Linked DNA regions of Homo sapiens: region 2 is linked to region 1. Evidence: chromatin loops called from intact Hi-C (ENCODE). Cell type or tissue: mammary epithelial cell. All regions are shown on one strand. Links, peaks and the distances in the headings refer to the core of each region. The heading gives the core; the rest is flanking DNA.

Region 1 (16,969 bases), core at 1,220-9,219:
TCAGGAGGCTGAGACAGGAGAATCGCTTGAACCCGAGAGGCAGAGGTTGCAGTGAGCCGAGATTGCATCATTGCACTCCAGCATCGGTGACAGAGCGAGACGCCATCTCAAAAAAAAAAAAAAAAAAAGAAGAAGAAGAAGAAAAAGTTTTAATTGCTCTACTTACTTGTCAATACTTGGTATAATCATTCTTTATAAATTGCACTGGGGGGCCGGGTATGGTGGCTCATACCTGTAATCCCAGCACTTTGGGAGGACGAGGTGGGTGGATCATTTGAGGTCAGGAGTTTGAGACCAGCCTGGCCAACATGGTGAAACCCCGTCTCTAGTAAAAATACAAAAAAATTAACTGGGCGTGGTGGTGCATACCTGTAATCCCAGCTACTCGGGAGGCTGAGGCAGGAGAATCACTTGAACCCAGGAGACGGAGGTTTCAATGAGCCAAGATCGCACCACTGCACTCCAGTCTGGGTGACAGAGTGAGATTGCACCTCAAAAATAATAATAATAATGATGATAAGTTGCATTGTGTTTTTTTTGGCATTTCTGTAATGTCCAATAATGTTGAGCATCTCTTCTGTGCTTATTTGTCATTCAAAACTGTACTTTATCAAAGGGTCTATTCAAATTTTTTGCCTATTATAAAAATGAGATTAAAAAATTTTTTAATCATGTATTTTTTTTCTTATTACTGAGTTGCAAAAGTGCCATGTCTATTTGAAACCTGTTGGCATTTTGAATGAAAATGTGTTGACGCTATGGATCAATTTACAGAGAATTGTCATCTTAATAATATTTGGTTTTCTTATCCATAAATATGCTTTTTGTATTTATATAGGTCTTTAATTTCTCTCAGCAAAGTTTTATAGTTTCTCAGTGTGTGGCTCTTAAATATGTTTTATTAAATATATCCCTAAGTATTTAATATTTTTGATGTTATTGTGAATTGTATTTTTTATTTCAACTTCCAATTGTTCATTATAGTATATATGAATATAAATGATTTTTATATATGGATCTTGTATCCTACAATCTTGTTAAATTCATTATTTCTAGTAGCATTATTGGCCTGCAAATAAAGATGGTTTTAGTTCTTTCTTTCAAATCTGTATATCTTTTATTTCTTTTCTTAGCCTTATGGTGCTGGCTAGGGCCTTCAGTACAATATTAAATAGAAGTAGTATAAGCAGGCATCTTTGTCTTATTCCCAATTTTAAGGGAAAGAATTAAGATTTTCTCCATTAAATACGTTAATAGCTGGTGCAGTGGCGTGTACCTGTAGTCCTAGCTATTCAGGAAGCTGAGGCTTGAGGGTCACCTGAACCCAGGAGTTCAAAGTTTGAGGCCGGCCTTGGCAACATAGCAAGATCACATCTCTTAAAGAAAACAATAAAAAAGATGTTAGTTGTAGAATTTTTGTAGATACTCTTTACCAGGTTTAGGAAGTTCCCTTCTTTTCCTAGTTTGCTGAGAGAATCTTTGTTTTGTTTGTTTTGGGTTTTTCTTAAATCATGAATGGGTGTTAAATCTTGTCAAATACTTCTTCTCCATCTATTGATTATACAGTTTTTCTCTTTTCCTATGTTAATATGGTAAGTTCCATTAGTTGATCTTTGAACTTTCAACCAAACTTGCATTCTTGGGATAAACCCTGTGTAGTCCTGATGTTATCATATTGTGTACTGCAGGATGTGATTTGCTAAAATTTTCTAAAGACTTTTTGTATCTATATTATGAAGGATGATGGCCTGTGATTGTGTTTTCTTGTAATGTCTTTGTTTGGTTTTGATGTTGGGGTACTGCTTCCCTTGTAGAATGATTTGGGAAGTGTTCCCTCATCTTTGGTTTTCTCAAGAGTTTGTGTAGAACCGGTATTATTTCTTCCTAAAATGTTTGTTAGAATTCACCAGTAGAGCCACCAGGAGCTGAAGGTTACTTTGTGGGAGGTTTTTAAACTACAAATTAAATCTCCCTAATAGATATAGGGTTATTCACGTTATCTATTTGTTAATGTATGAGCTTTGCGAGTGTTTGTCATGCAAGGGATTTGTCCATTTCATCCAAATTGTTGAATTTATTGGCATGGCATTGTTTATAACACTCTTTTATTTTCCTTTTAATGTCTGCAGGATCTGTTGTGATGTTCTCTCTTTCATTTGATATTGGCGACTTGTGATCTCTCTACTTTTTCTCATCATTCTGACTAGAAATTTATGATTTACTTTTTTGTCTTTTCAAAGAAACAACTCTTGGTTTCATTGGGTTTTTTTTTTCTCTATTACCTTTCTTTTCCCTTTTTCTTTGATTTCTGATCTTCATTTATTTCCTTTTGCTTACTTCAGGTTTCATTTGTTCTTCTAATAATTTTTTAAGTGGAAGCTTAAATCATGGATTTGAGTCATTTCTTCTTAAATATTATTCTTCAATATGATAACTTTCCTTTTGAGCACTGCTTTAACTACACCCCACATATTTTTATGTGTTTTTGTTGTTGTTTTTATTATTATTATTTTTAAGTTCTGGGGTACATGTACAGGATGTGCAGGTTTGTTACATAGGTAAACGTGTGCTATGGTGGTTTGCTGCACCTATCAACCCATCACCTACATGTTAAGCCCAGCATGCATTAGCTGTTTTCCCTAATGCTCTCCCCTCACTGCCCTCCCCCAACAGGCCCCAGTGAGTGTTGTTCCCCTCCCTGTATCCATGTGTTCTCATTGTTCAGCTCCCACTTATAAGTTAGAACATGCAGTGTTTGGTTTTCTGTTCCTGCGTTAGTTTGCTAAGGATAATGACTTCCAGTTTCATCTATGTCACTGCAAAGGTAATGATCTCATTCCTTTTTATGGCTGCATAGTATTCCATGGTGTATATGTGCCACATTTTCTTTATCCAGTCTATCACTGATGGGTATTTGGGTTGATTCCATGTCTTTGCTATTGTGAATAGTGCTGCATGTGAACCTACACATGCATGTATCTTTATAACAGAATGATTTCTATTCCTTTGGGTATATACCCAGTAATGAGATTGCTGGATCAAAAATGGTATTTCCAGTTCTAAATCTTTGAGGAATTGCCACAGTGTCTTTCACAATGGTTGAACTAATTTACATTCCCACCAACAGTGTAAAAGTGTTCCTATTTTTCTGCAACCTCGCCAGCATCTATTGTTTCTTGACTTTTTAATAATCACCATTCTGACTGGTGTGAGATAATATCTCATTGTGGTTTTGATTTAGATTGCTCTAATGATCAGTGATGTTGAGCTTTTTTTCACGTTTGTTGGCCGCAGGTATGTCTTTTCTGAGAAGGGTCTGTTCATATCCTTTGCCCACTTTTTAATGGGGTTGTTTGTTTTTTCTCGTAAATTTACTTAAGTTCCTTGTATATACTGGCTATTAGACTTTTGTCAGGTAGATAGATTGCAAAAAATTTTTCCCATTCTGTAGGTTGTCTCATTCCTCTCCTGATCATTCTTGCTTTCCTCCAACTTATTGAATATATGGAGCATATTTGTAATAGCTTTTTAAAACATCCTTCTTTGCTAATTCCATTATCTTTGTCATTTTTGTTTTTTTCTATCAATTATTTTTTCCTCGTTATGGATCTGTTTTCCTGCTTTTTTGCATGCTTGGCATTGTTTGTTGTAGTGATTTCTCAGGCTTCTTTCTCTGGCCTCAGGTAGTTTTCTCTGACTCATGCACAGATCACTACTGAGTGGAAGACTTCAGAGCTCTGCTCTCTCCCTCTGTAGCTCCCTCCACTCTGAAGGAAATTCTAGCTGCTTTGGCTTCCTAAAACTTCAGTCTCTAACTCATTGAGACTGCTGTGCTCTGTTTGGGTTTTCTCTTTCTGCACTGCAACCTAAAAACTTCTTCAAGCAGAAAAATGGGGAAATTGTAGGGCTCACTTCATTTATTTCCCTCTGGTGGGGATCATAATCCCACATTGTCCAACGTCTTAAAACCATTGCTTCATATGTTTTGTCAGATTTTCTAGTTGTTTGGGGGTAAAAAGGTAAATCCAGTCCCTGGTAGTTCATCATAGCCAGAGGTAGAATTACATACATATTAGCTCAGCCAAGTTTAATCCCACAACTCTCTGGACTCCTTATTCTACCTCCCACACACAGATAAAAGCACACACAAATGTGCAACATTTTTGGTTTAGGTTTTAGTGGATAAGGAAATATATGACTGCTGTAAATCTGGAAGAACTGGGATGGAAGGTATTTTCAACAGAATATCCGAGATAACTAGATAGCCATAGTACTGGTAGGAGACTATCTTAGCCAAAAGTAGTACTCTGATTTCTCATCTACAATTGTGGATGTGTCTTAGAACTGTTTAATAATGAGCTGGGTGTGGTGGCACATGCCTGTAAACCCAGCACTTTGGGAGGCCGAGGCGGGCCACCTGAGGTTAGGAGTTTGAGACCAGCCTGGCCAACGTGGAGAAACCCCATCTCTACTAAAAATACAAAATTAGCTGGGCGTGGTGGCGCATGCCTATAATCCCAGCTACTGGGGAGGCTGAAGCAGGAGAAGCGCTTGAACCAGGGAGGCGGAGGTTGCCGTGAGCTGACATCATGCCATTGCACTCCAGCCAGGGCAACAAGAGTGAAACTCCATCTCAAAAAAAAAAAAAAAAAAAAAAAAGAACCGTTTAATAATGTTGAGTGTAGTGTGGGGCCTCCATTTACATACAGGAACAATCCTGATGGATGGTAGGAGTGGAGGCTCTGCTGTTGGCTTCCTTTGTTTCTGGGAATAAACCAATGTTGCCACTATCAAATTTGCAGGAGGCAATGATGAGAGCAGAAGTGGTGGAAGATCCCACCATTGGTCTTTAATTTTTAATTGGATAAACTTCCTTTTAGGTTTGAGAGCAAATACCTGACACAAAGGATGCCAGTATTAATGAATGCACAGTTAGGAAAAAGAGACACTAGCATTCTCTGTTCTATCTCGTCAGCAATTCTGGAGATGTCTAATAAGGACAACTACCAGGCCCTAGTTAATAAATATGGGTTTTGTAGCTTTTTATTATAATCATCCTATTTTAGTTTCAGAAAATATTTTGATTGGGTGGTTTAGACTTATTTGGAGTTGTCAAAATCCATATAACATAGCGGAATAACCTAGGACTTTGAAATGTGTGTCTCAAAATAGAGCTAGAAAAGGGAGGGGGGACAGAATCTGTGTTGGCTTTAAAATCCACTTGGAGCAAGGGAAATTTACAGCTCCAGCTTCTTCCTGAACTCTTGCAACATCACTGCTGATTCTGCACTTTGGGGGACAGGCTGTCATTTCAGTGCAGGTTGTTCATTTTAAATGATTTGTTCAGAACGAAATACTCTGTTAAGAAAACTTTGGGCTAAATTCTTTTACCAAAACATTTCCATGTCATACTAAACGATGAAATTTGCCACATCAATAGTATTTTAGAAAAATCAACTACAGTTGATAACAAAGTGCCCTAAATACTTGAAAAGGTCTGAGAGTTGCAGTTACCAGGAAGCTGTACATCTCCAGCTTTGTAGCACTTTGAAACAGGGCCATCTAGTGGAATCTCCTAATTGTGAAACTATGAGTGCATCCTTTAAGACCTTACATTTGAGTCTTTAAAATATGCGTTTTCATGCCTCTAGACCCAAATTAACTGTCCCCAATACAATCTTTTGCTCAGAAATAAGTATCTTTCCACTCAACTTTCCGCACTGATTAATTTTGTAATATCGTGTTCTGTGGATATACATTCAATTAAGTTTCTAAAACTAAGTTGTTTTCTTTTTTCCCTTCCTATGGAAAACAGCCCTTTCTAGCTTGTCTCCTCTCACTGCCACCCCCTCAACTGTGAAGTCTCATTGAAGAATTAACAAATGTATATGTGAGACGATCCAAGATTTATACAAGACGGTATATTATATAGGATCTAGATGTTTGTTACAGATGTAACTGGACTGTGTATGACCCATCAAACACATTGTTGGCATGTATGAGATGTCAAAGGATGTTTCTGTGGACTGGTTGCATATACCCTTCCTTAGCCCTCCAAGGAAGCGTATATATAAACCTCTCCCTAGCCAAATGGAATGAAGGGTTTGTTCATCAAACTCATTTTGTTCTTTTCCCAAAAACATAGCTAAATTACATTTTCCAGCATTCCCTGCAGTTAGGTGGGGCCCTGTGACTGAGTTCTGGCAAATAGAATGTGGATGGGAGACTTGCAGTTCTAGCTCCTAAAATATCCAACATCGTCCCCCATTTTTTTTGTCTCCCCTCCCCACCCACATCTGGTGGATGTCATTGCTCAGGCAGACCATGGGACCCTTTATCATCCTGCGTCCTTGAATGTCTGAGTAGAGCCTAATCCTACACCATAATCCCCATAACCTGCAATAGACTGTGATGGGGACATGAAATACACTTTTATCATTTTAGGCCAATGAAAATTTGGAGTTATCTGTTAATTACCCTGATTAAGACAGGAGAGAAGAAACTGGGAGAAAGAAAGAAGATAATAGGAGAGAAAGGCAATGATTTTCTTCAGAGACACATGTGAGCATTTGAACTCTTTTCTGCAAGTTTTAAGAGCAAGCACATGGTTTATAAATACTGAAAACATCCAGCAGAACAGCTGTAAGTAAAACCACAACACTCTGTTTGACAGAGTTTGCTCTTGTGGAGTCAGAGGCAGGCTGTGGCTGGAAATGATGAGGCTTGAAAAGAGGTGCTTCCCACAGCTTTAGCCATGGTGAGTGCAGTGTGAGGTGTTCACCACATGGGAAGTTTGGAAACAGGGCCTTGTCAGTTTAGCCACCAGACATTTACTAATGTTATCATACATCATTTCCTGCTAATTAAACTTCTTAATGAACTCTATTCCAAGATGTCCTGCAAAGATATGGATGTGCCTGTTTCCAAATAATAGCTATTTCAGGTATATTCAAGCTATGCAGAGTGGGATGTTGAATAAATTTTTCAACTGAGCCATTTGTGAAAGCAAAACTTGGCATAGGTTTAACAGACAAAGAAGCCTTTAGATGGGCAAAAGAAGCAAAAATCACTGAGCCACGGAGGTCAAAGTTTACAGAGGCAGTAGGACTTGGGTAAGACTCTCTGCTGGCAGATAGGAAGAACTCAAGGAGACGGTAGTGAATACGGTGATATTTTTGAAGGACAGAAATGCAATTGCTCCATAATGTAGGGTTGAGGTAGGGGAAGAGGGTGAAATTAAGTGGTGTAGGCAAAATAAAGGCAGGTTACTAAGAGCCTTGAAAACTATCGGTGGGATTTTTTGTTTGTTTGTTTGCTTGTTTTGAGACAGTCTTGCTCTGTCACCCAGGCTGAAGTGCAGTGGCACAATCTAGGCTCACTGCAACCTCCTCCTCCTGGGTTCAAGCGATTCTCTTGCCTCGGCCTCCCGAGTAGCTGGGATTACAGGTGTGCACCACCATGCCCAGCTAAGTTTTGTGTTTTTAGCAGAGACGGGGTTTCGCCATGTTGGCCAGGCTGGTCTCAAACTCCTGGCCTCAAGTGATCCACCCATCTCAGCCTCCCAAAGTTTGGGATTACAGGTGTGAGCCACCACCTAGCCTGGGATTTTGATTTGAAGCTACAGGCCAGAGTTCCTGGGTCAAATGCAGGCATACCTTGTTGTATCGTGCTTCACTTTATGACACTTCACATAAGTTGCATGTTTTACAAATTAATGGTTTGTGGCAATTGTATGGCAAGCAAGTCTATCCGCACCATTTTTCCAACAGCATATGCTCACTTCATGTCTGTGTGTCACCCGTTGGTGATTCTTGCAATGTTTCAGTCTATTTCATTATTATATCTGGTATGGTGATCTTTCATAGTAATCTTTGTTGTTACTATTCTAATTGTTTTGTGGTGCAATGAACCGCACCCATAGAAGATGGCAAACTTAATTGATAAAGGTTCTGTGGGTTCTGACTGCTCCACCAACTGGCTGTTTCTCCATTGGTTCATTAGGTTTAAGGAAAGAAGCCCTCTCCATAACAAAAGTGCAAGGTGAAGCAGCAAGTGCTGATGTAGAAGCTGCAGCGAGTTAACCAGAAGATGTAGCTAAGATCTGTGATGAAGTTGGCTACACTGAACAACAGATTTTCATTGTAGACCAAACAGTTTTATATTGGAAGAAGATGCCATCTAGGACTTTTATAGCTAGAGAGAAGTCAATGCCTGGCTTCAATGCTTCAAAGGATAGGCTGACTCTCTTGTTAGGGGCGAATGTAGCTGGAGACTTTAAGTGGAAGCCATTGCTAATTACCATTCTGAAAATCCCTAAAAAGCCCTTAAGAATTTTGCTCAGTCTACTCTGGTTGTGATCTATAAATGGAACAACAAAGCCTGGATGACAGCACATCTGTTTACAGCATGGTTTACTGAATATTTTAAGCCCACTGTTGAGAACTACTGCTTAGAAAAAGAGACTTCTTTCAAAACATTACTGCTCATTGACAATGCACCTTGTCACCCAAGAGCTCTGATGGAGATGTACAAAGAAATGAATGTTGTATTTATGCCTTCAAACACAGCATCCATTCTGCAGCTCATGGATCAAGGAGTAATTTCAACTTTCAAGTCTTATTCTTTAAGAAATACATTTCGTAAGGCTACAGCTGTCATAGATAGTGATTTCTCTGATGGATCTGGGCAAAGTAAATTGAAAACCTTCTGGGAAGGAATTTACTGTCCTATATGCCATTAAGAAGATTTGTGATTCATGGGAGGAAGTCAAAGTATCAACATGAACAGGAGTTTGGAAGAAGTTGATTTCAACTCTCATGAATGACTTTGAGGGGTTCAAGACTTCAGTGGAGGAAGTAACTGCAGATGTGGTGGCTATAGCAAGAGAACTAGAATTAGAACTGGAGCCTGAAGATGTGACTGAAGTGCCTCAATCTCATGATAAAGCTTGGTAGATGAGAAGTTGCTTCTTCTGGATAAGCAAAGAAAGTGGTTTCTTGAGATGGAAACTGTTCCTGGTAAAGATGCTATGAACATTGTTGAAATGACAGCAAAGGATGTCAAGTGTTACATAAACTTAGTTGATAAAGCAGCAGCATGGTTTGAGAGGATTGACTCCAATTTTGAAAGAAATTATTTTGGAAGCATAAACAGAAGACAGCCGCATTTATATACAATGCTCAACAGTACATTTTACTAATAGTGAAGACTTTTAAGACTCTTAAGTCACGTCTATGAAGTAAAAAATGAAGGCAAATTGTATCAATTACCATGTAAATTTGTATTATAATCAGTTGAAATGATTCAGATCCCACTTTTTTTCCCTCCAAAAGCCATCTTTCAACCAAGAAAATCAACTAAAACTAAGGAGAAAAAAAGACAAAATTAGTTACTCACGGTGGGAAAAGAGAAAAGAAGGAAAGGAAGAACAAAAAGAAAACATACCTTTCTGGAAGACTTTAGAAAATTTTAGGCTTAAACACTTGACCTCTGAGATTCCATGAGATGCATCATTATGAAATGTAATTTACTAGGTTGAAATTAAAGAATAATCTCTTACATCTAAGAATACTAGATCTTTCCTCAAAAAACTACAAATAGAACTACCATATGATCTAGCAATTCTACTTCTAGATATATATCCAAAGGAATTGAAATCAATATGTTGAAAAGATTTTTATCTGTGCCCCCATGTTCATTGCAGCACTATTCACAATAGCCTATGATGTGGAATCAACCTAAGTGTTCATCAGTGAATGAATAGCTAAAGAAAATGTGGTATGTATACACAATGGAATGCTATTCAGCCTTAAAAAAATACGGAAATCCTGTCATTTGCAACAGCATGAATGAATTAGAGGACGTTATAGTACATGAAATAAACCAGGCAATAAAGACAAATACCACATGATCTCACATATACATGGAATCTAAAAAAAGTCAAACTCATGAAAGTAAACAGTAGAATGGTAGTTACCAGAGGCTGGGAGTAAGGGGGAGTGGGTAGACAGAGAGATGTTGGTCAAAGGGTACAACATTTAAGTTAGGCGAGAGGAATAAATTTGTGGGATGTGTTACACAGCAGGGTGCCTACAGTTAAAATAGTGTATACATCAAAATTGCTAAAAGAATAAATCTTTTTTTCTTTTCTTTTCTTTTCTTTTCTTTTTTTTTTTTTTAGACAGAGTCTCGCTCTGTCACCCAGGCTGGAGTGCAGTGGCATGATCATGGCTCACTTTAGCCTCAGCCTCCCAGTCTCAAGTGATCCTCTCATCCCAGCCTCCCAAGTAGCTGGGACCATGGGCATACACCACCACGCTGGGCTAATTTTTTAATTTTTGTAGACACGGGGGTCTGACTATGTTGCCCAGACTGATCTTGAACACCTGGGCTCAAGTGATCCTCCCGCCTCAACCTCCCAAAACGCTGGGATTACAGGTGTGAGCCACTGTGCCCAGCCAAAGAGAGTAAATTTCTAATGTCTCACCACAGAAAATTAGTAAGTGATGGATATATTAATTAGCTTGATTTAATCATTCTACAGTGTATTCAAAACATTATATTGTACCCCATAAATATATATACTTATTACTATTATTATTTTCTAGAGACAGGGTGTCACTATATTGCCCAGGCTCGTCTCAAATTCCTGACCTCAAGCAATCCTCCTGCCTTGGCCTCCCAAAGTGCTGGGATTACAAGCGTAAGCCACCATGCCCTGCCACATATATAATGATTATCTGTCAACTAAAAATAATACTAACAATGTGTTTTGAAAAAAATATTAGATCCTACAAAGTTAGTTGTCATTCTAGTCCCTAAAAGGCAGTGCAGCTGAGCTTTTGATTATATGCCTACTCTGGTTTTCTTTAGTTTATTCCCTGTTGATTATTAATAACTTTATAGAAAAAATAAACTTATATGATGTTATAACAGTGTTTTTCAAAGTTAAATAATATAATAATCCCTTTTAGAGGAGCAAAAAATTATTGCATATCTCCAGTGTTAAATTATTTTTATTCCTTTAAGTGTTCATAATCATCAAATTACATATACACTCAGTGTATAGTTTGTTTCAACTATAAAACTGAAATTAATTTTCAAGTTAAGTGCAAACAAAAGCATAAAACTAATAAAATTCAAGGAATAATGTTTTCATAAAACAAAAACAATGGTATGGGTTGAATAGTGGAAAGATGCATTTGGAGATTTTATGCTTCATTGTGTATTGCATTGACTTTGAACACACTGGAACATTATTTGAGTCACGGGCATTTTTCTATTTTTCCTTTTAAATAATGACAATCATTTGAACCAATTCATTGTTTTGAAGAGCTGATCTGCTTCATAGCACCCTCCAAGTTGCGATAGTAATAAAATATTAGAACAATTAAAAGTCATAATAAATGCTTTTCCATTTGGCCTATTTATTACCTCACCTACTAAAGGAAGTGTCATGTGAAGTGTGCTACGAGGTGACTGTCTTCACTACCTCCCTACATCTGAACGACTATGAAACCTTTATTCATATAAAGTGCCAGAACATTACAGGGCCTCCTCTTGGCTCCCACATAATTGTAAACACTCATACGGTTTGGGTATTTGGTTATAAGGTGGTTATCCAAGTGATCTAGAATATACTCACGCCAGAGTTTTAAAATCATCATTGAAATGAAAACACAAAGTTCAGAAACTTTTGCAGAGAACTCGAGGGCTCCTGTGTTACAAAGTTAGTGATTTTAATCAGTTGCTCTTTCCTTTGTTTTGTTTTGCTTTTGTTTCTGAGACGGAGTCTAGCTGTCGCCCAGGCTGGAGTGCAGTGGCGCGATCTCGGCTCACTGCCAGCTCCGCCTCCCGGGTTCACGCCATTCTCCTGCCTCAGCCTCCCGAGTAGCTGGGACTACAGGCGCCCACCACCACGCCCGGCTAATTTTTTTGTATTTTTAGTAGAGATGGGGTTTCACCGTGTTAGCCAGGATGGTCTCGATTTCTTAACCTCGTGATCCGCCCCCCTCGGCCTCCCAAAGTGCTGGGATTACAGGCGTGAGCCACTGCGCCGGGCCAATCAGTTGCTCTTTCTGAAGAGAGTTTCACTGGCACCGCACCACTTGCCACTGAGAGCGCTGGGGTCCAACTAGAAGTCAAATTTGAGCAAATGAATATTGTTTTAGACTACTAAATGTTTAAGACGTCAGACAAGTGATTCTGCTCTACTAATATCAGAAGGATAAGAAGACAGTGGTAGTCAAGCCCATTGTGCTCCCCAGATGGAAACTAATATTCAACTAAAGGTGCAGCTCAAAACTCCGTCTCTGGTACACTGTGTGTGACCGTCTGCCCTATAAGTAGCAAACTCCACCATGAATTGCTGATGCCATTAGTTTCTGTGTATCTCCAAAACACTGACCAGAAAATTCCACAGTAGGGATTTGTAAGAGAATGCCCTCGCTTGTGCATCTTCACAGATTTTTCTGATCAACATGAGCAAGTTTGCCTCCTTGTCCCCTTGAAAATAATAATGTCTTGTGTGGTTGGGTGAAGCTATATATATATATATTTTTTGTTTTGTTTTGTTTTGTTTTGTTTTTGCTAAAAAAAGAATCTTACAGGGAGATAAAGGGATTTCTGGAGGAATTAATTTTTTTTTCAATTATGTGGGACAAATGGTGCTTAAAATGAAGATAGGACAAAGGCTCTTAAATTTTTGACTGAACAATGGAAAGGGAACTTGGATGTGGAACTCCCATCTCCATTCCTGGTTGCAGACTCAGTCTGACGGGGAGGTCTTGCACTCAAAGCTGTCTTCTCTCCACAGCCTCTGAAATCCACGGCCTGTGTGCCCCAATTAGTACACTCTGCCAGGGGACAAATGAAGCACCCTACTGGCTTTTAAAAACATAGCTGGAGGTGTAGACCCTTATTAGACAGATCCAAAGTTTAAGACATAACCTTACTGACAGAAGACACCTCCTCATCTTATTTCCTGGCCCCATCTCTTCCCTGCCCACTGTGCTTTAGCTCCTTTGAGTTTTGTGGGCTGGTTACTGAGGCCTTAGATAAAATGCAATTTACCTGTATTTCTAATTTTTCAGCAAGTTAGAGTGCCCTCTGGTGGGAATGTCTCCAGTAGTTACCCAGGTCTTGCAGACTATCTGAATTTGTGAGTCCACATTTTCTGCTTGTGCTAAGCTGAACACGGTCTCTCACTGCTCCCTTTTTATTCAACTCAGCCTCATGAGTTTCACAGCCAGAGATAAGTGAGAAAGGATGGAAATGTGGTCATCAGTAGCCAGTGGTATATTTTTCTAAGCAATATTGATTTTATTTATGTTTATTTTCAAATGTGGTAGTGGTGGGGAGTGGGGAGGATGTAGTAATTTCCCAGAGTAAGCCAGAATGATGGTTCCAAATTCAAGAAATACTAAATGTATTTAACTCCACTCGCAAAGGAAACATTTGGGTTATCAAATGACTCATTGTGTAACTAAGTGTCCTGTTTTTAAAAGTTTTTCTCTCTCTCTTTCCTGCCCGTTCCTTGTCTTGCCTTTAACAATGAGATAATAGTCTTTGCTCTCACTCTTTCTCCCAGGCACCCCTTTGCACAGTGTTTCCCTTATCTAATTACGTGTTTGTTTAGAAGTTCCAGAGACTAAATCTTAAAGCAATTCAGTCTACTGTGGGATTCTCCCCCACCTGGAGATTACTTCAAGGCTGCAGTTAATTTGCAACCTGGCTGTCCCAGAGATGGCACTAGCCCACACACCAGATGGGGCAACAGCTCAAGATAGTCATCAGAACAAGTCACATAGGCTGACCCCTATCACCACTCCTGCATGCCCATCATACCAAACTCCCCTTTAGCCTTTACCCTTGACCTAGAAAGCTGAAACGGTTTCTTTAAGGCACTAGCTTTGGCCATTTTTCCACTGCTAGCTCTGGAATAAAGTAACTTTCCTTTAGCTGTAGTTCATCTTTGTTATTGGCTTTGCAAGTGGTGAGCAGCTGAGCCTGCACTCGGTAACAATTGGGAACCTAAATATAGTATTTCCTGTGATGTTTAAGCACTCAGGGGCTTACTCTCCCTTTAGTATCAATTGTTCAGATCTCACCATAACAAAGTTGAGAGTTCCAATGTAAGTAGTTTGCAAAATTTTAGTCCAAAATGTAATAAGACAGACTGAGGATTAGTAATAGTTTAAATACACAGTTTAGTTACTACTTCAAGGCATTTTTTTTTGGTGGGGGGTGGGGGGGCGGGTCTTAGTATGTTGCCTAGGCTGGTCTCGAACTCCTGGGCTTACAGAATCCTCCTGTCTCAGCCTCCCAAAGCAATGAGATTAGCCACTGTGCCCAGCCTCAAGGCATAATTAAAAAATTTTTTTATTTAGAATATTTTTAAATATTTACAAAATAGTATATGAGAGACTATAATAAGCCCCCATTTAGCTATCAGATAGCTTCAACAGTTGCCAACTTATTACTAGTCTTATTTCTCTATGCCTTCTTCCTCCTTTCTCAATTATTCAGAAGTAAACTTCAGACCTCTTACCCTTTCATCTATAAATATTTCAGAAGAGATCTCTAAGAGATTAGAACTTCCTTTCAAAAATATAACCACAAATCATCATACACAAAAAAATTAATGACAATTCCCTAATATATCGAGGTAATGTTTAAATTTCCCTCTGTCTCTTTTAATCTATGGATTCTCCTCTCTCTCCTTTCTTTTTACTCAATATATTTTATAAGAAACCGAATCACTTATATGCAGTTCCTACAATCTAGATTTATCTCAATGTATCATTTTGGTGTTGTATAAGGAGCTCCTCTGTTATTAAATAACTAGTTAGATCTAGAAACTTGATCAGATTCAGGTTCAATGTTTGGCAAGGCAACTTCACAGGCAATGAGGCAGCTTTCCACCAGGAGGCGCAGTTGGTCCCTTTTTGAGATGTTTGCAGCTATTGACGGATAAACCACTGCATTGATTTATTAATAAACTTTAACAGTTGCAAAATGGTGATATTCTAACTGTGCCATCCCCTTTTCTTTCATTAGCTTTTTAATGATTCTTTGAAGAAATTTCCCCTCATGAATCATTTTATTACTTTAAGATGCAATTTGTATAGAGAGCCTAGAAAAATGCTTGATTTTTTTTCCTTGCCAGTTTTCAAAACGAGTTAGTTCTTCTGAAGAATAGAGAGGAAAAACAAATTCAGTTTCTCACACTATAGTCTCACAACCCACTTCTGACACCAGAAGCAGGGGTGTTCTCCTCCCCTCCCCGTCCCCTGACCAGCCGACCTCAAGCAAGCAATCAATTCTGCAGGAGACACTAGCTGGGTGTCCTCTAATTCAATTCAGTTCTGACACTAACTACCTGGAGACAGTGTTGCAGGACAGAGAAATATGTTACAGGAAAGAGGTCCCAATCCAGACCCGAGAGAGGGTTCTTGGATCTCGTGCAAGAAAGAATTCAGGGCAAGTTCGCAGTGCAAAGTGAAAGGAAGTTTATTAAGAAAGTAAAGGAATAAAAGAATGGCTATTCCATAGTCAGAGCAACCCTGAGGGCTGCTGGTTGCCCATTTTTAATGGCTATTTCTTGATGATATGCTAAACAAGGGGTGGATTATTCATGCCTCCCCTTTGTAGACCATATAGGGTAACTTCCTGACGTTGCTATGGCATTTGTCAACCGTCATGGTGCTGGTGGGAGTGTCCAGTAAGGATGACCAGAGGTCAGTCTTGTCGCTATTTTGGTTTTGGTGGATTTTGGCCCACTCCTTTACTGCAACCTGTTTTATCACCAAGGTCTTTATGACCTGTATTTTGTGCTGATCTTCCATTTCATCCTGTGACTTAGAATGCCTTAACCATCTGGGAATGCAGCCCAGTGGGTTTCAGCCTCATTTTACCCAGCTATTTGAGATGGAGTTGCTCTGATTCACACACCTTTGACAATAGCATCAGAACCCACAGGTTGAGGGCTCAGCCCCACAAGAGTTCTTCCCACTTCAGATCTGAAGTAACAAGTTCTCACCCATATTTCTGTCCAATCGGCTATAAATTGGGTTTCTATGACCGCCCTGCTCTGGCTTTATTAATTTGTTCGGACAATTCACAGAACTCAGGAAAACACGTTTTCTGGCTTATTATTGTAAAAGATATTACAAAGGCTACAGAAGAACAGTCAGATGGAACAGGTGCACACAGCAAGGTATGTGGGAAGGGGTGTGGAGTTTCCATGCCGTCTCTGCCACCCTCCAGGAACCTCCATATGTTCAGCTATCCAGTCTTTTTGGATTTTTATGGAAGCTTCATTACACAGGCATGACTGATTAAATTATTGGCCATTGGTAATGAACTCAACCTTCAGGCCCTCTCTCCTCACCAAAAGTTGAGGTGTTGGGGCTGGAAGCCCCAACCCTGTAATTATGCCTTATTGTTTCCAGTGACCAATTCTTATCCTGAGGCTATCCAGGGAAAGCCAGTCATGAATCATTAGCATACAAAAAGACACATCACTTTGGAGATTCCAAGGATTTTAGAAGCTATGTGCCAGGAAATGGGAAGAAGACCAAATATCTGTTTTACAACATCACAGTTCCCTAACATCATCCAAAGGTGACAAGTGAGGTTTTAAAAAATCATTATGAATTCATGTATGTGAATATATTTGATATTTTTCAATCCACTGAAGTTATTATACTTGTCGATGCTCAAATTTTCCCATCTTTAACCAGTGGGAACCTATTTAAGTTGGCTCCCAAATCCTTTTGACATAACCCTACTGGCCTTTAAAACTTCCCTGCTTTCCGACATGATAAGATGTTCCAGGCTTTCTTTACGTTTCCTAATCCGACCCAGGCCTGGGGTTAGCCATTTTTCCAAGGCAGAGGTTCTCAAAGTTTGGCCCAGGTCCTCTTAAGAGTCCCTGTGATCCTTTTATGGGGTCCGTGATGTCAAGATT
Region 2 (16,969 bases), core at 5,738-13,737, 56 kb before region 1:
TTCTAGTTCTATGAAGAATGCCATTGATAATTTGATAGGAATAGCATTGAATCTGTAAATTGCTTTGGGCAGTACTTAATGATGTTGATTCTTCCTATCCATGAGCATGGAATGTTTTTTCCATTTGTTTGTGTTTTCTCTGATTTCTTTGAGCAATGTTTTGTCACTTTTATTATAGAGATCTTTCACCTTTCTGGTTAACTGTATTCCTAGGTATTTTATTCTTTTTGCGGCAATTGTGAATGGGGTTGCCTTCCTGGTTTGGCTCTCGGCTTGGCTCCTGTTGGTGTATGGGAATGCTAATAATTTTTGTACATTGATTTTGTATCCTGAAATTTTGCTGAAGTTGTTTATCAGCTGAAGGAGCTTTTGGCCGAAGACCATGAGGATTTCTAGATATAGAATCATGTTCTCTGCAAACAGGGATAGTTTGGCTTCCTCTCTTCCTATTCAGATGACTTTATTTCTTTCTTTTGTCTTATTGCTCTGGCTAGGACGTCCAATACTGTGTTGAATAGAAGTGGCGAGAGAGGGCATCCTTGTCTTGTGCCAATTTTCAAGGGGAATATTCCAGCTTTTGCCCACTCAGTGTAATGTTGGCTGTGGGTTTGTCATAGACAGCTGTTATTACTTTGAAGTATGTTCCTTCAATACCTAGTTTATTGAGAGTTTTTAACATGGAGGGATATTGAATTTTATCAAAAGTCTTTTCTGCATCTATGGAGGTAATCATGTGGTTTTGTCTTCAGTTCTGTTTATGTGATGAGTCCCATTTATTGATGTGCGTATGTTGAACCAACCTTGCATCCTGGGGATAAAGCCTACTCAGTCATGGTGGGTTAGCTTTTTGATGTGTTTCTGGGTTCGGTTTTCTAGGATTTTTTTGAGGATTGTTACATCAGTGTTCATCAAAAATATTGGTCTAAAATTTTATTTTTATTTGTTGTGCCAGGTTTTGGTATTGGGATGATACTAGCCTCATAGAATGTGTTGGGAGGAGCCCCCTCCTCAATTTTTTGGAATCGTTTTTGTAGGAACGATAGCAGCTGTGCTTTGTACATCTGGTAGAATTTGGCTGTGAATCTATCTGATCCTTGGCTTTTTTTGATTGGTAGGCTATTTATTTCTGATTCCCTTTTGGAACCCACAATTTTTCTCATAACTGTTGAGGGAATCAATTTCTTCCTGGTTCAGTCTTGGGAGGATGTACATATCCAGGAATTTATTCATCTCCTGTAGGTTTTCTAGTTTGTATGCATAGAGGTATTCATAATAGATTCTGATGATTATTTTTATTTCTGTGGGTTCAGCGGTAACAACCCTTTCATCATTTCTCATTATGTTTCTTTAGATCTTCTTTCTTTTCTTCTTTATTAATCTAACTAGTGGCTGACCTTATTTTTTCAAAAAAGCAATTCTTGGATTCATTGATCTTTTGGACGGTTTCTCGTGTTTCAATTTCCTTTAGTTCAGCTCTGATTTTGGTTATTTCTTGTCTTCTTCTAGCTTTGGGGTTGATTTGTCCTTGCTGCTTTAATTCTTTCAGTTGGGATATTTAGTTGTTAATTTGAGATTTTTCTAACTTTTTGATGTGGACATTTATTGCTATGAATTTCCCTGTTAACACTGCTTTAGCTGTGTCCCAGAGATTTTGGTATGTTGTATCTTTGTTCTCATTAGTTTCAAAGAGCTTATTGATTTCCACCTTAATTTCATTTACCCAAAAGTCATTTAGGAGCATGTTGTTTAATTTACATGTAATTGCATGGCTTTAAGTGATTTTCTTAATCTTGGCTTCTATTTTTATTGTGCTGTGGTCCAAGAGTATGTTTGGTATGATTTTGGTTCTTTTGCATTTGCTGAGGATTGTTTTATGTCCAATTATGTGGTCAATTTTAGAGTATTGTGACGATGAGAAGAATGTATATTCTGTTGGTTTGGGGTGGAGAGTTCCATAGAGATCTATCAGATCCATTTGGTCCAATGTTTAGTTTAGGTCCTGAATATCTTTGTTAATTTTCTGCATTGATGATCTGTCTAATACTGTCAGTGGAGTGTTGAAGTCTCCCACTATTATTGTGTGGGAGTCTAAGTCTCTTTGTAGGTCTCTAAGAATTTGCTTTATAAATCTGGGTGCTCCTATGTTGTGTGCATATATATTTAGAATAATTAGGTCTTCTCGTTGAATTGAACCCTTTATCATTATATAATGCCCTTCTTAGTCTTTTATGATCTTTGTTGGGTTAAATTCTGTTTTGTCTGAAATTAGGATTGCAACCCTGCTTTTATCTGTTTTCCATTTGCTTGGTAGATTTTCCTCCATCCCTTTATTTTGAGTCTATGTGTGTCTTTACATGCGAGATGGGTCTCTTGAAGACAGTATACCATTGGGTTTTGCTTTTTTATCGAGCTTGCCACTCTGCGCCTTTTAAGTGGGGCATTTAGCCCATTTACATTAAAGGTTAGTATTAATATGTGTGGATTTGATCCTGTCATTGTGTTGTTAGCTGATTTTTATGCTGGCTTGTTTGTATGGTTACTTTATAGTGTCACTGGTCTGTGTATTTAAGAGTGCTTTTGTATTATTTGGTAGCAATCTTTCCTTTCTATATTTGGTGCTCCTTTCAAGACCTCTTGTAAGGCAGGTCTGGTAGTAATGAACTCCCTCAACATTTGTTTATCTGAAAAGGATCTTATTTCTCCTCTTCTTAGAAAGCTTAGTTTCACTGGATATGAAATTCTTGGTTGAATATTTTTTTCTTTAAGAATTCTTTCCTCAGCTTGGTCAATTCTGCTGTTAATACTTGTAATTGCATTGTGAAATTCTTGTTTGTGTTTTCCAGCTCTGTTAGAGCTGTTAGGTTCCTTTTTATACTGGCTATTTTGTCCTTCAGCTCCTGCATTGTTTTATTGTGATTCTTAGTTACCCTGTATTCGGTTTTTCCATTCTTCTAAATCTCAATGATCTTTCCTATCCATATTCTTAATTCTATTTTTGTCTTTTCAGCCAGGTCAGCCTGGTTAAGAACTCTTATTGGAGAACTGGTGCAGTCATTTGGAGGACACATGACACTGTCCATTTGAGTTACTGGAATTCTTGTGTTGGTACTGGAATTCTTGTTCCTTTAACTGCAGTGTAGATTAAGTACAGTCAATTGACTTCTTTTCTAGATTTTTTTTAACAAGGCCAAGGTTTTGTGCATGGTCTTTATTTGAAGCTGACTTCTTGTCTTTGGTTTTACAGTGTTAGTGGGTTATTTTTGGTGTTGAAGCTTTGGATGTGATCCATTTGGTGGTGTTTAGACATATTGGTCAGTTGATAGACTTGCTCAGTTTTGTGGCTTCCCTGTCTTTCCTCACAGTTGCAGCTGTGTTCCCTCTGAATGCTCTGAAAGTGGGCTCCTATCTCCCTTGAGTGTGGATGTAAATCATGGCTTGGCACTCCTAGGCTGCCCACTGCAGCTCTGGGGTTATCTCAGAGTTTACATTCCTCCCCCAAGTTGGAGGCAGTAGAGGAAGGGACCTTAGTAGTGGTTGTGGCCAAGGGTCTTTTTCTTGTTTCCTGGGGGCTCTACCCCAGGGAGATACAGGTTAGCAATTGCTCAGTGCAATCAGCCCATGATGGAGGGTCTGTGCTGTGGGCTCAAGCCAGGAGTTCCCTGTCTGGTGACAAGCAGAGTGGGATTCAGGGAAAATATACCTGCCTCCTCTCCTTGGGTCAATTGCAGCTTGTTGGAGGTATGGGTGAGGCACTTAGGGTCTTTGCCCCTTTGCTAGTCCAAGAGTAGCAGGGCACGTCCACTGCAGAGGTGGTGGCAGAGAGCTTTCAGTTACCCCTGTGGGCTCTGCCCAGGGAGTTGCAGAGCTGCTACTGGCTCAATAGCCCCAGCAGGGGGTGGCTGGAGGCCCATGCCTAGAGGACCTGCCTGGTGAGGAGGTACAGGAACAGGCCACTTTTCCGTAGGGGTGCTGCAGTATGCCAGCAGTCCATACCAATCCCTAGTCACCTTGGCTTTTCTGGTACCTAGGGGTATCAACAGTGAAGGCTGTGAAACAGCAAAGATGGCAGCCTTCCTCTCCCCTTGGGAGCTCCCTCCCAGAGAGGTTCAGACCTGTTGCTGGCTGGAAGACACCTGTAGGAGGTTGCTGGAGACCCCATTGGGAGGTCCCATCCAGTGAGAAGGAATGGTATTGGGAACCAGCAGGTCTGGCTATGTTTTCATAGAGCAGCTGTGCTGTTCTGGGGATCTGCTTCAGTCCCCAGATGCCCTGGATTCTCCAAAGCCCAAAGGGTGAGACAGCTAAGTCCCAAACAGCAAAGATGGTGGTCCACCCTCCTGCTGGGTGCTCCATCCCAGGGAGGTATGAAACCTCCATCAGCCAGAAAACACCAGTGGGGGTAGCTGGAGGCTCCAGCCTGGACGTCCTGCCCAGTGAGGAGAAATGGGATCAGGGACCCACTTAGAACAGCAGTCTGGCCGTGGAAAACTGCATTTTCATACAGATATGCACGACTTATACATAAAAAAGGAGATTTGGGAATTTATTTTAAAAATGTTCTCTCTCATCAGTATCTGGCTTTCAACTCTGTCTTGCTATGGAACTAAAAAAGAAGATTTCTTTTCAAGATAGCACCCATCCCTTCCTTCACTAGAGCAAAATGACTCTTGGCTTACCTTTAAAGCAGATGGGATACAAGGGAAAGAAAAATAACACCTGAATTACTAAGAAATTACAGAGGACATAATGGAAGATATTTTAAAAATAGTATTCCCATAAGACTGGTGCAGAACCAGTTATGCCATTGGGAGATATCATTCATTCATTCATTCATTCAAGAATATTTATAGAGAGCCAAGATTTGCCAGGCACCAAGGATAGCAATAAACTGAACTTTCCCACTTTCACAATCCAGATAATAGCACTGAGATCATCCACAAGTATATTTATTTGATTTTTGTAGAACCTTGGAGAAGTCTCACAGAAAATGAATACTGTTTTTCTGGACTGTCCATAATAAGAACAAAAATATTTGCTTTTTGGGGGACCACGACATCAAGCCCTGTGCTCAGGGTTGCTATATCCCAATCCTATCTGCATTTTGTGTTATCTATTGCAAGTTACCCTAAAATTTATTATATCATAATTTCTATGGGTAATGCATCTGGGAGCAGCTTAGCTGGGTACCATTTGGCCTAAGGTATCTCACAAGGTTGCAGTCAAACTATCAGTCATCTCAAGACTTGACTGGGGCTGAAAAAACTGCTTCTGATCTCACTCACATGGTTATAGGCAGGCCTCAGAAGGTCTGCTTCCAACCTTACTCACATGCGCTTATCCATGGGGCTACTTTATGACATGGCAGATGGTTTCCCCCAAATAGGCAAACTAAAGGAGAGTGAAAAAGAGTGCCAAATGTGGAAGCCACAGTCTTTTTATAACCTGATCTCACAATTGACATCCTATCACTTCTGCTGTATTCTATTTGTTAGAAGCAAGTGCATACATCCAGCCCAAACTCTAGGGGAGGAGATTACTCAATGATATGAATACCAGGAAGTAGGGATTATTGGGTGTCATTGTAGAGACTGTCTAGCATGACATTTCACTTGCCATAAATGCCATTGGCTTACAGTTCACAGTATAGATTTCTATGATTTCCCCCCAATTCTTTGGCATAAATGGTTGCAAGCATTTGATGAATTGTTTCACACATTATGGTTCAATATCAAATGTGTTTAGGCAAACTCACCATGATGATGATGGTTTGCAGGGCCTATGAAGTGGAGGATTTCTTTTAAGGTGGCATCTTGTAATCACTTGCTCTCTATTTGCTATTGAGAGAGCATATTGTAATACAATCATGGAATCACAAATTAGTGCTTAATGAGATGACTTAGACATTTAGGAGGCTTTCCCCTTGGTCATTCATGCCCTGCCATTTCACCTGTTCTAACCACCAAAGCAATTGAGCTCATCAGGTCACAGGATTAAGGGTCAAAAAATCTGGATTTGAACCATGGCCCTACCCCTAACTAGCTCTTCACACGGATCAAGTTTCTTTATCTCTCAGAAGTTTTGTTTATCCTTATTTTTTGGAAAATAAAAGATTGGACTAAATGGTCTCTAAAGGCCCTTCCCATACTAACATTCCATGCTTCTTTAGTCACAGGTATTTTTATTCTACAGGAGCTTTGTGTGGAGCCAGGTAAATGGACTTGTTTCAGTCTTGCTCTGGTTGTGTAGCTTGTTGGTACTGGATAGATTCTTATCACTTGACAATTCTCTAGAGGAACAGAGGCCCTGGAAACAAAAAAGACATTTCCACCAGTTTTGCATGGGAAAGCATTTAACGTTTATTGAAATCTTACGATGTGCCAGGCACTATGCTAAGCACTTTATAGGCATTCTCATTTGATCCTAGTAACAATCCTATGAAGTAGGTATCTTTCTGGCCTTTGTTTATAGAAGAAGAAACTGAGGCTTAGAAAGAAAAGTAATTTGTCAAAATCACAAGGTAGTAACGAGCAGGGCCAAAATTCTAATGATTGGTCTCTTTGGCTCAAAGCCAGGCTCTTGACCTCTAAGTCATCTATTTTGTGCTGCAGTTCCTTGGATGGGGCTTGACCAGTCAAAAATCCAGGATCCTGAGCAATGGAACTTATCAAAGTATTCTGGTCAGTGTGATATCGTAGAAATCTTAAGCAGCCCATGGGAACGAACAATATTGTTTCCAGAATAAGTGGATGATGTAAAGGTGTGACCTAAAGGAAGGCAGATCCTTTGAGCATATACCATTTTCTGACATGACCCCTAAATGTGTGTTGCTGAACAGAGATAACCAATAGGCCTTGTGATGATGCTGCTTTTTAAAAAAATTCTTTCTACTGTCTTTAAAAAATATTCCTCATGAATATACATTCATTTGAAAACCTCTCCTGTGTTTTTGGTGAGTAAGAGAGTTACAAAATGATAATGCCACTCAGCCCTTCCAGCCCTCCTGGATGTATAGCCATAGTTTCTTGCCAGAAGACAGAAGCAGGCAGGACTTTGAGGCTTGTTTTCCTTTTTCTCCTTTAGGCTTTTAGTCACACAACTAGAGCTTAGAATTGAATTGGAGCCACGGCACACTGTAACATAGTCTACAAGACTCCACTGGGAGCCCCCTGGCAAGGGATGCATGTATCTGGCTTCTGCTTCCTTAGTTTGCAGTGTCACTGCTACACAAGCTGGTTCCTGCTATGGGTTGTCAAGGGAGCACATCCATCACTTTTCAGTGGCTCTTGTTCCTAAGTGGCTGTTTTAGGAGGGAGCCCTGTGAAGACGGAAGAAATATTATTTCATGTAGCCATTTATTTGGCTGTTGGTAAAAGGGAAATTTCCCACCATCATGAAGAAGCCATTCCGAAGATTTTACTAAATGGGAATGGCTGCATTAGAATGATCAGAACTGTAAAGTAACAAGATATAACCACTAAAATGTATGGAAAATTTTACAGGAGCTTTGCACATCATCTAAGTAAATTATTTCACCAATCTTGCGTGATAGGTACTATTATTATCTCCATCATGCAGATGATATGTAGAGTTTATGAGACTTTACCCAAAGTGACAATTCCAAAACTGGGAGAGCTGAACAAGAACTTGGATATTTCAGAATCCAAAGCCAGTGTTCTGGGTCACTCTGTGAACTACCTGCAAATAAGTAAGGATCTTCTTTTATTTGAATCCCAGAAACTTGCAACTGCTCCTCATCAGGCATAGGCACTTAAAATTTACACCTCCTAAATTTGTAACACAGACAAAATTTAAGGTTGAATAGTTACTTTAAAACAATAAACATTTGCAAAGCACTTCAAAATTATCCATTTTAAGTTGATATAAAATATGAAATTATAAAACATCAGAATGAGAAAGGATCTCGGAAGTAATGCATCCTTTATGTACCCTTCCATTCTTTTCCCATTCCACTTGTCATTCTCACCAGTTCATTTAAATAATCCTTCTCTTGGCAGCACACTTAGTTTATAAAGCTCTATGCCTTAAAGACATTCCACAATTTGGGCATCTTCCTCATTCAGTTTCTACTTCCCTCAATATCAGACTCAAGTGGGGTGAATTGTTTATAGAAGAAGAAGCAACTGAGACTTAGAAAAGTAATTTGTCAAGATCACAAGCTAATAATGAGCAGGGCCAATTTTTTTTTTTCTTTGAGACGAAGTCTCACTCTTGTCACCCAGGTTGGAGTACAACGGCGTGATCTCGACTCACTGCAACCTCCGCCTCCCGGATTCAAGCTATTCTCCTGCCTTAGCCTCCCAAGTAGCTGGGATTGCAGGTGGCCGCCACCTTGCCCAGCTAATTGTATTGAATCCTTTTAAAATACAGTTCAGTATTTTTAGTAGAGACGGGGTTTCACCATGCTGGCCAGGCTGATCTCGAACTCCTGACCTTGTGATTCATCAGCCTCAGCCTCCCAAAGTGCTGGGATTACAGGCATGAGCCACTGTGCCTGGCCTGAGCAGGGCCAAAATTTTAGTGGTTGGTCTGTCTGGCTCAAAGCCAGGCTCTTCACCTCTAAGTTATCTATTTCATGCACCAGCAGCTACTATTGAATCTCTACATGTCTTATTAGGAAGCAAAATGTATGCAACAGAAACAATATCTTAAATCGCTCTGTTTACTTTCCTCTGGAGAAGTTATTCATTTAATAATACTACTTGCCTATTTATTTTTAATTTCAACATATTTGAATAGAGCTGTACTGTCTAATAAGGTAACCACTGATTAAATGAGACTATTGATCACTTGAAACAGCTAGTTCCAATTAAGAGGTGCTGTAAGTGTACCTCTTATAGCCAGATTTTGAAGACTTAGTATGAAAGAATGTAACATCTCATTAATAATTTTTTATATTGATTACATGTTTAATATTTTGGATAGATTGGGTTAATGTGTATTATTAAAATTAATTTACATAATGTTTTTAAGGTAGCTACTAGAAACTTTAAAATGACATGTGCCTCATACTACATTTCTATTAGACAAGACCATAGGTTAAATAATAAAGGAGATGTAACTATAAAAAGTTAATTAAATCTCAATCTTGGAAGGTCTTGAAAGAGGATTTGTGAATCCCTGAGTGTGCCAAATATTGCTTACAGAATACAGAAAAACATAATGTCTTCACTCGAGTTTCACAACTTTGATATTGCATGGTAAGTATAACTTTCACGTGCCAATACCCACAATTGCTTGAGTCGGACACCTTTTGCAGTTCTGTACTGGCTGTGTTTTATGTTTTATTTTTATTTATTTATTTATTTTGAGATGGAGTCTCGCTCTGTAGTCCAGGCTGCAGTGTAGTGGTGCGATCTCGGCTCACTGCAAGCTCTGCCTCCCTGGTTCACGCCATTCTCCTGCCTCAGCCTCCCGAGCAGCTGGGACTACAGGTGCCCACCACCACGCCTGACTAATTTTTTGTATTTTTAGTACAGACAAGGTTTCACCGTGTTAGCCAGGATGGTCTCGATCTCCTGACCTCGTGATTCGCCCACCTCAGCCTCCTAAAGTGCTAGGATTACAGGCGTGAGCCACCGTGCCTGGCTGGCTGTGTTTTATGAAGTAGTTCCGTAGTTAAAAAAAAAAAAAAAGCTACCATGAATGGAGGTCAGAAAAGAAGAGGGCACGGTCCTACAAGGGAATTAGGAGACAATTGTTTAATTTCCACATGAGAGTGATGAAAACGAAGGCACCAAGCCATTAACTCAGGGTACACTGTCTGGCAGGCCTTTGGCAGGAGATGTAACATCTACTTAAGTGGGTCACAGACTGATTGTTAATTTCTATTTATGGAGTTTGTTTCATTTTCTGGTGTCTCAGCCCCAGGGTGATGCTTTAAACAGTTGTGAAGGCATCCACAGAGGTAGTCAAAGTTTCTGGAGTGGTCATCATTAACTTCCTTTGGCAGTAATTCTCCACCTTCCAGTGAGTCTTCAGCAGAACCAGAGCTACTCCCCTGGAATCCAACCAGTAAGCTGTTATCAGAATTCTCCAGCCACTCCTGGATACCATTGCCAACAAGCTGGAAAGAACTGTGTAGGAGGAAATGCCAGACTTGCTGAGTCAGGCAACTTCTTCAACCCAAGGTTGACTGGAAATGAGCGTGACTGCATCCATGGGAACACAGGAGGTACAGTCGGCCCAGGCCCAGCTCCATCTAATTTGCCAGCTAAGGAAGGGAACTGTCCAGGGAAAGGAATGTTCCAACTCCATGCAGAGAAGGGCTGGCACAGCTAAGCTCTGTGCAGGCAGCAGGAGTGGTCACTAGCCCTCCAAATTATGGGGTTCCTTTGGTGTGGTTAGGATGTGGATGAAAGAGTGAATAAAAGCTGAGGGCTATAGCCAGGCATGGTGGCTTATGCCTGTAATCCCAGCACTTTGGGAGACCGAGGCAGGAGGATACCCTGAGCTCAGGAGTTTGAGACCAGCCTGGGCAACATGGTGAAACCCTGGCTCTACTAAATACAAAAAAAAAAAAAAAAAAAAAAAAAAAATTAGCCAGGCATGGTGGTGGGCGCCTGTAGTCCCAGCTACTTGGGAGGCTGAGGCAGGAGAATTGCTTGAACCCGGGAGGCGGAAGTTGCAGTGAACCTATATTGAGCTACTGCACTCCAGTCCAGCCTAGGCAACAGAGCAAGACTCCATCTCCAAAAACCAACCAACCAACCAAACAAGAAAACCTGAGGGCTGTGAAAGCCTATGCCACCCACAAGCTTTGGATTTAGATCTAGACTAGATGAGAGTGGGTGGTCCAATTTCAATAGCCTCCAAAGTGACTGTAAGTTTGAAGTTTAGTATGAAATTTGGAGTCAAAAGAAGTGAAGCTGATTCACTTCTACCAGTTAACAGCTATGTGATCTTGGCCAAATCACTTAGTCCTTCTGAGATTCAATTTCCATCTATAAAATGGGCATATACTACCTCCTTTCTGGGATTTAACTAAAGAAAGGTTTGTCAGGTTTAACTAAAAGATGTGTGTAAAAATACCTGTTATCCAGTACAGGGAATGCAATGAATCTTCCCTCCTTTTCCCCTTCGTGGGTTTTATTGTTAAACTCTTAATATAAATAAATATATTTCCTGTAAAACCAAATCCTAACCTTTGGTAATGATAGTGCTTACCCTAGCTTAACTTTTTTAACTACTTTATTTTGGAGATCATTGAACAATGATGATGATAACGATGGTGATGATGAATACTTTTCTTTTATTCAGCACCTACTCAATGCTTGGCCCTATAAAATCGTAATGATCCCATGAAGCAAGTATTATTTTGCTTCATGGAAAATCAACCGAAAATGGATTAAAGACTTAAATGTAAAACCCAAAACTGTAAAAACCCTAGAAGACAACCTAGGCAATACCATCCTGGACACAGGAACTGGCAAAGATTTCATGACAAAGACACCAAAAGCAAACACAACTGAAGTAAAAATTGACAAATGGGATCTAATTAAGAGCTTCTGCACAGTAAGAGAAACTATCCACAGAGTAAACACACAATCTACAGAATGGGAGAAAGCATCTGCAAACTATGCATGTGACAAAAGTCTACTATTCATCATCTATAAGAAACTTAAACAAATTTACAAGAGAAAAACAAACAACCCCATTAAAAAGTGGGCAAAAGACATGAACAGACACTTTTCAAAAGAAGACATACATGCAGCCAGCAAGCATATGAAAAAAGATCAATATCACCATTCATTAGAGAAATGCTCATTAAAACCACAATGAAATAGCATCTCACACCAGTCAGAATGGCTATAATAAAAAGTCAAAAAATAACATGCCGGCAAGGTTGCAGAGAAAAGGGAACACTTATACACTGTTGGTGGGAGTTTAAATTGTGGAAAGCAGTGTGGTGATTCCTCAAAGAGCTAACAGCAGAACTACCATTCGACCCAGCTATCCCATTACTGGGTATGTACCCAAAGAAATATAAATCGTTCTACTATAAAGACACACGCACATGAATGTTCATTGCAGGAATATGCACAATAACAAAGACATGGAATCAACCTAAATGCCCATCAATGACAGATTGGATAAAGAAAATGTGGTACATATACACCATGAAATACTATGCTGCCATAGAAAAGAACAAGATCATGTTTTTTGCAGGAACATGGATGGAGCCGGAGGCAATTATCCTTAGGAAACTAATGCAGCAACAGAAAACCAAATACTGCATGTTCTCACTTACAAGTGGTAGCTAAACGATGAGAATTTATGAACACAAAGAAGGGAACAACAGATGCTGTACACTGTAGTCTACCTGAGAGTGAAGGGTGGGAGGAGGGAGAAGAGCAGAAAAAATAACTATTGGGTAATAGCTTAATGCATGGGTGATGAAATAATTTGTACAACAAACCCCTGTGACACATTTACCTATATAACAAACCTTCACATGTACCCCAAAACCTAAAATAAAAGTTATAAAAAAGAAAAACCAACAATGTTCTCCTTTCCCATGACTCTCATTCCCACTATCATTCCTTCCTCAAAACAAGAAATGGCAGTTTAATGTTTATATTTTTTCTATGTTCATATGAATGCACTCAAAAATATTCACACCATAAAATGCTTTTTCTTATTTAAAAAAATAAAAAATGAAAATGAAACAATTTCTAATTTTAACTATCCTAAGTAGTTTAAACATATTTAATGTCATATTAAAATTTTTAAATTGAACGACATCAGGAAATCATTTTGATGAAAGAAAATTGAATTTCCCATTCTGTATGATAACTAAAAAATAAATGTTTTCTGTGGAGAAAATAAATTATGTTTAAAACAAAGACTGAAAGAACTAATTGGATATATATATATAAAATTTAGAAATAATTAAAGTACTTAAGGTTTTATTAATGTGTTATTATTTGGGAAAATGTTTCAGAATTTGTAGACATGCAAGCTTGTTTGTATTCTTTGAAGATTCCAAATGTTTCTTTTGTTTTGTATAAGAGCTCAAAAGTTACCTAATACCCACCTGCCACCATATCATCATATATGAAAGTATTTGATGAAATATGAAAAAATGAAAAATAAAAAATAATCTAGAAGTCAAAGGGTACAAAGCTATTTCTGAGACTAAAGAAATAATACTGCAAATAAAGTGACAAACTGTTGAGCATTTTTCACGGCAGGGGTGGGGAGATACTTCTGTCTATCAAGTTGATACCAAAGAAGGCTGTTATTTGCTGTTGCCCAGAGGGTCCCATTATAATTCTTTTTCTTAAATTTTACTCAAAAGAACAAATGTCATTTTAATGCCAATGTTTTCAAATGCTGTTTATTCCTTAGATTTACTTTTCTAAAATTTGGCCTCACTATTGCTCAATCCATGGCTTTACTTGCACTTTCAGCAACTGTTGGTTGACAACACCCCCTCCCCTCCCCTCCCCTCCCCTCCCGTTCCCTCCCCTCCTATCCTGTCCCCTCCCTTCCCCTCCTGTCCCCTCCCCTTCCCTTCCCTTTTCTTTGAGACGGAGTCTCTCGCACTGTCGCCCAGGCTGGAGTGCAGTGGCACGATCTCAGCTCACTGAAAGCTCCGCCTCCTGGGTTCACACCATTCTCCTGCCTCAGCCTCCCAAGTAGCTGGGACTACAGGTGCCTGCCACCACGCCCGGCTAATTTTTTTTTTGTATTTTTAGTAGAGACAGGGTTTCACTGTAGCCAGGATGGTCTTGATCTCTTGACCTCGTGATCTGCCCGCCTTGGCCTCCCAAAGTGCTGGGATTACAGGCGTGAGCCACTGCCCCCGGCCAGACCACGCTTCATTTTTTAATCACTTTCTTCACTTGGCTTGAAGCATCACTTTCTCTTCGTTCTCCTTCTATGCCACTGGCTGTTCAGGTCCTTCTTATCTACTGATTGCTGAGTATTAGAACACTGCAGAGTTTAGCCCTAAAATCTTTTTATTTCTTTGTCTTTACTTACTCCTTAGGTAACACCATTCACAGTCCCTAAGCTTTGAAAGCATTTATATACCAATGAGCCTCAAATTTATAATTCTAGCCCTGACCTATTTTCCTAACTTGTAGACTTGTACTCGGCCTCTACTGAAATCTCCAGTTGAAATCTATCTAATAGGGAATCTTAAAATTAACCTGTCCAAAATCAAACTCCTGACTCTCCACTAACATCCCCCATGTCTCTGCTGTTGTCTTCTCTTTATACAGTCTTCTACATCTCAGGAAATGGTTTCTCTGTCCGTCTAGTTGCCCAGGCTAAAACCTTATCTCCTGTCTTTCTCTGACACCACATATCCAGTTCATCAGTAAATCCTGTTGACTTTACCTTCAAAATACTATGTATTAAAAATCTGAACACTTTCACCACCTCTGTTGCTACTATCTTGGTCCATGCTTCCGTCGTATCTCACTCTCTCACCAGAATTATTTTAATAACTTCCCAGCTGGACCCACTTCTTCTTTTACCTCATTACAATCAGTTTTCAACATAGAGGCCAGAGTTATCTATTTCAAATGCAGGTAAGATCAAGTCATTCTTTTGCTCAAAACTTTTAATGGCTCCTTCTTTCACTCACAGTAAAATTCTGAAACAGTAATGACCTGCAAGGCCCTATATAATTTTGCCCTCAGCTACCCCCTCACCTCATCATTTTATCTCTTGCCACCTACCCTCTTGCACACACACTGCCCCCAAAGTTACATAGAACAATTACCTCTCTCACTTTTCATAGCTATTCACTCAAATGTCATAATTTCAGAAGGATCTTCCCTGACAACTTTTTCCCTCACCCATGGCATTCCTATCTCCCTTATTCTGCCTTAGTTTTCGCAATAGCACTTATCACCACCTGACATAATATGTATTTACTTGTTTATTTATTTTTGGTCTCCCCCATTAAGATATTAGCCCATATTCCAGATTCCAGGGCTAGCAGAGCAGATGATTTCAATCAAATCTCCCACTTGAAGACAATTTTAAAAGTGGAACAAAACACACACACAGACACACACTTTCTTACAAACATTAGAATCTAACAAGATAGTAAGGAATTAAGACAACAATTAGAGCTCAAAGAGGTGAAACAACATCTCTTTGGAAAGGAGGATTTGCTGATAGTTAAAAGGAAGCTGAGGCAGAGCTTCACTGAGATCTTGGGAAATCACCCACTGTGTATCCTGGAACCACAAGGCCTGCCATTTTGGCTTTGAGGCTTTTTGGCAATGGACTGGAAGCAGCAGACACAGAGCTAAGCTTTTGATTACTCAGATGCATGCAAGTTTAGGAACTGGTGTTCATCTCCCTCAAAGACAGAGGCCCTAATATAGTATCTTTTGCTCTGGCTTGAGACAAAGACTGCAACCTGGAAGCATGGTTTATGGATTTTACTCTAGCCTGCCAAACCCTCAAATATTGGTTCCAGACTGCTAATATACTCAGGTGTCTTAAAGGTGAAAAAAAGTAAAATCCTTTGTGAAGGAAAATAACACCATCCTGGGTCTCAAACTATCAATAAATATAATTTTAATTTTTTTACCAAGCTATGAAAGACTATAATGCAAAATGAGACTCAAGACAAATCAAGCCAGAACTAAGGAAAACAGTGGACAACAAAAACAAGAGCTACAAGAGTCCAAATACCAGAATTATCAGACGGATGTTGTAAAACAACAGTACTAATATGCTCATGGATATAAATGCTTTGTTTAAAAATATCAGTGCAGTCATAGAAACCATAAGAGGTGACCTTGTAAAACTAAAAAAGAACCAACTAGAAATTATAAAATTGAAAAATACAATAGGTAAAATGAAGAGCTGAATGGATGGGTTTAACAGAGGATTACATAAAATTGAAGAAAAAAATTGTAAACTGGAAGCTGGGTCAGAGAAAAATATACAGAATGAAACCTAAAGAAAATTTTTAAAAGGGAAAGTACAGAATATTGACTAAGAAACATAGAGGATAAAGTAAGGTCTAACATTCACATAACTGGAGTATAAAAAAGAAAAAGATAAAATGGAGCAGGGGCAATATTTTAAGAGATAATGTCAAAGAATTTCAGAGAACTAATGAAAGACATTCAATTTTACTATTTAATAAGCCTAAAGGGTCAAATGAAGCTAAAAGAATAAAAAGAGAAATTTGCCTCCAGGCCAGGCACAGTGGCTCATGCCTGTAATCCCTGCACTTTGGGAGGCCGAGGTGGACAGAGTACTTGAGGTCAGGAATTCGAGACCAGCCTGGCATGGTGGCACATGCCTGTGGTCCCAGCTACTAGGGAGGCTGAGGCAGGAGAACTGCTTGAACCCCGTGGGTGAAGGTTGCAGTGAGCCAAGATTGTACCACTGCACTCCAGCCTGGGTGACAGAGTGAGACTCTGTCTAAAAACAAAAAAAGAAAAGAAAGAAAGAAAAAAAAGAAAATAAATCTGCCTCCAGAAACATGTAGTGAAACTGTAGAAAATGAAATGCAAGGAGAAAATCTTAAATATAACAAAAGGAAAAGGACAGATTACCAACAAAAAAGCACCAATCTGATCAACAGCTGATGCGAAAAGCCAGTACAAGTGAAAACCAGAGGTCAATGGAAAGATAACTTCATGATATTGAAAGAAATAAAAAACTACCAACATAGACTTCTTTGTCCAGAGAACAAATATTTTAATAAGAAAGGTAAAATATACAGTGATATGAAAAAATAAGTGATGAACTGGCAAAATACTTTCAATTTATATTACAGAAAGGGTAAATATCCCTAACATATTAAAATCTTATTTAAAAAGAGGAGAAAGGACTAACAACCTTAGAAAAATGAATAAGAGATATGAACAAATACACAGGAAAAATAAATGCAAATTCCCCTTGGTTGAAAAGATACTCCATGTCATCCATGATAAGATAAATGAAATTAAAACTACAGCGAGATACTGTC

What was found. A loop is a pair of places that touch in the nucleus more often than their neighbours do. Peaks named below come from ENCODE experiments on the same cell type or tissue, not always from the same donor. Only the 100,000 strongest peaks of a DNase experiment are listed, where the experiment ranks them.
Region 2: a loop joins it to region 1, with 2.2 times the contacts of the local background. A loop is called at or near these places in 3 of 110 quality-filtered maps.

The regions. Positions count from the first base shown.
Region 1 is chr9:32,577,862-32,594,830 of GRCh38, reverse strand. No RefSeq gene overlaps it. Among named protein-coding and RNA genes, the nearest start is that of NDUFB6, 13 kb to the right of the region's middle. In mammary epithelial cell, for the core only: CTCF peaks have their summits at 3,896 (motif pointing left), 5,563 (motif pointing left) and 6,759; DNase peaks (open chromatin) are centred at 3,710 and 6,710.
Region 2 is chr9:32,638,052-32,655,020 of GRCh38, reverse strand. No RefSeq gene overlaps it. Among named protein-coding and RNA genes, the nearest start is that of TAF1L, 11 kb to the right of the region's middle. In mammary epithelial cell, for the core only: no CTCF peak of the experiment used is centred there; a DNase peak (open chromatin) is centred at 10,130; H3K27me3 peaks cover 167 bases.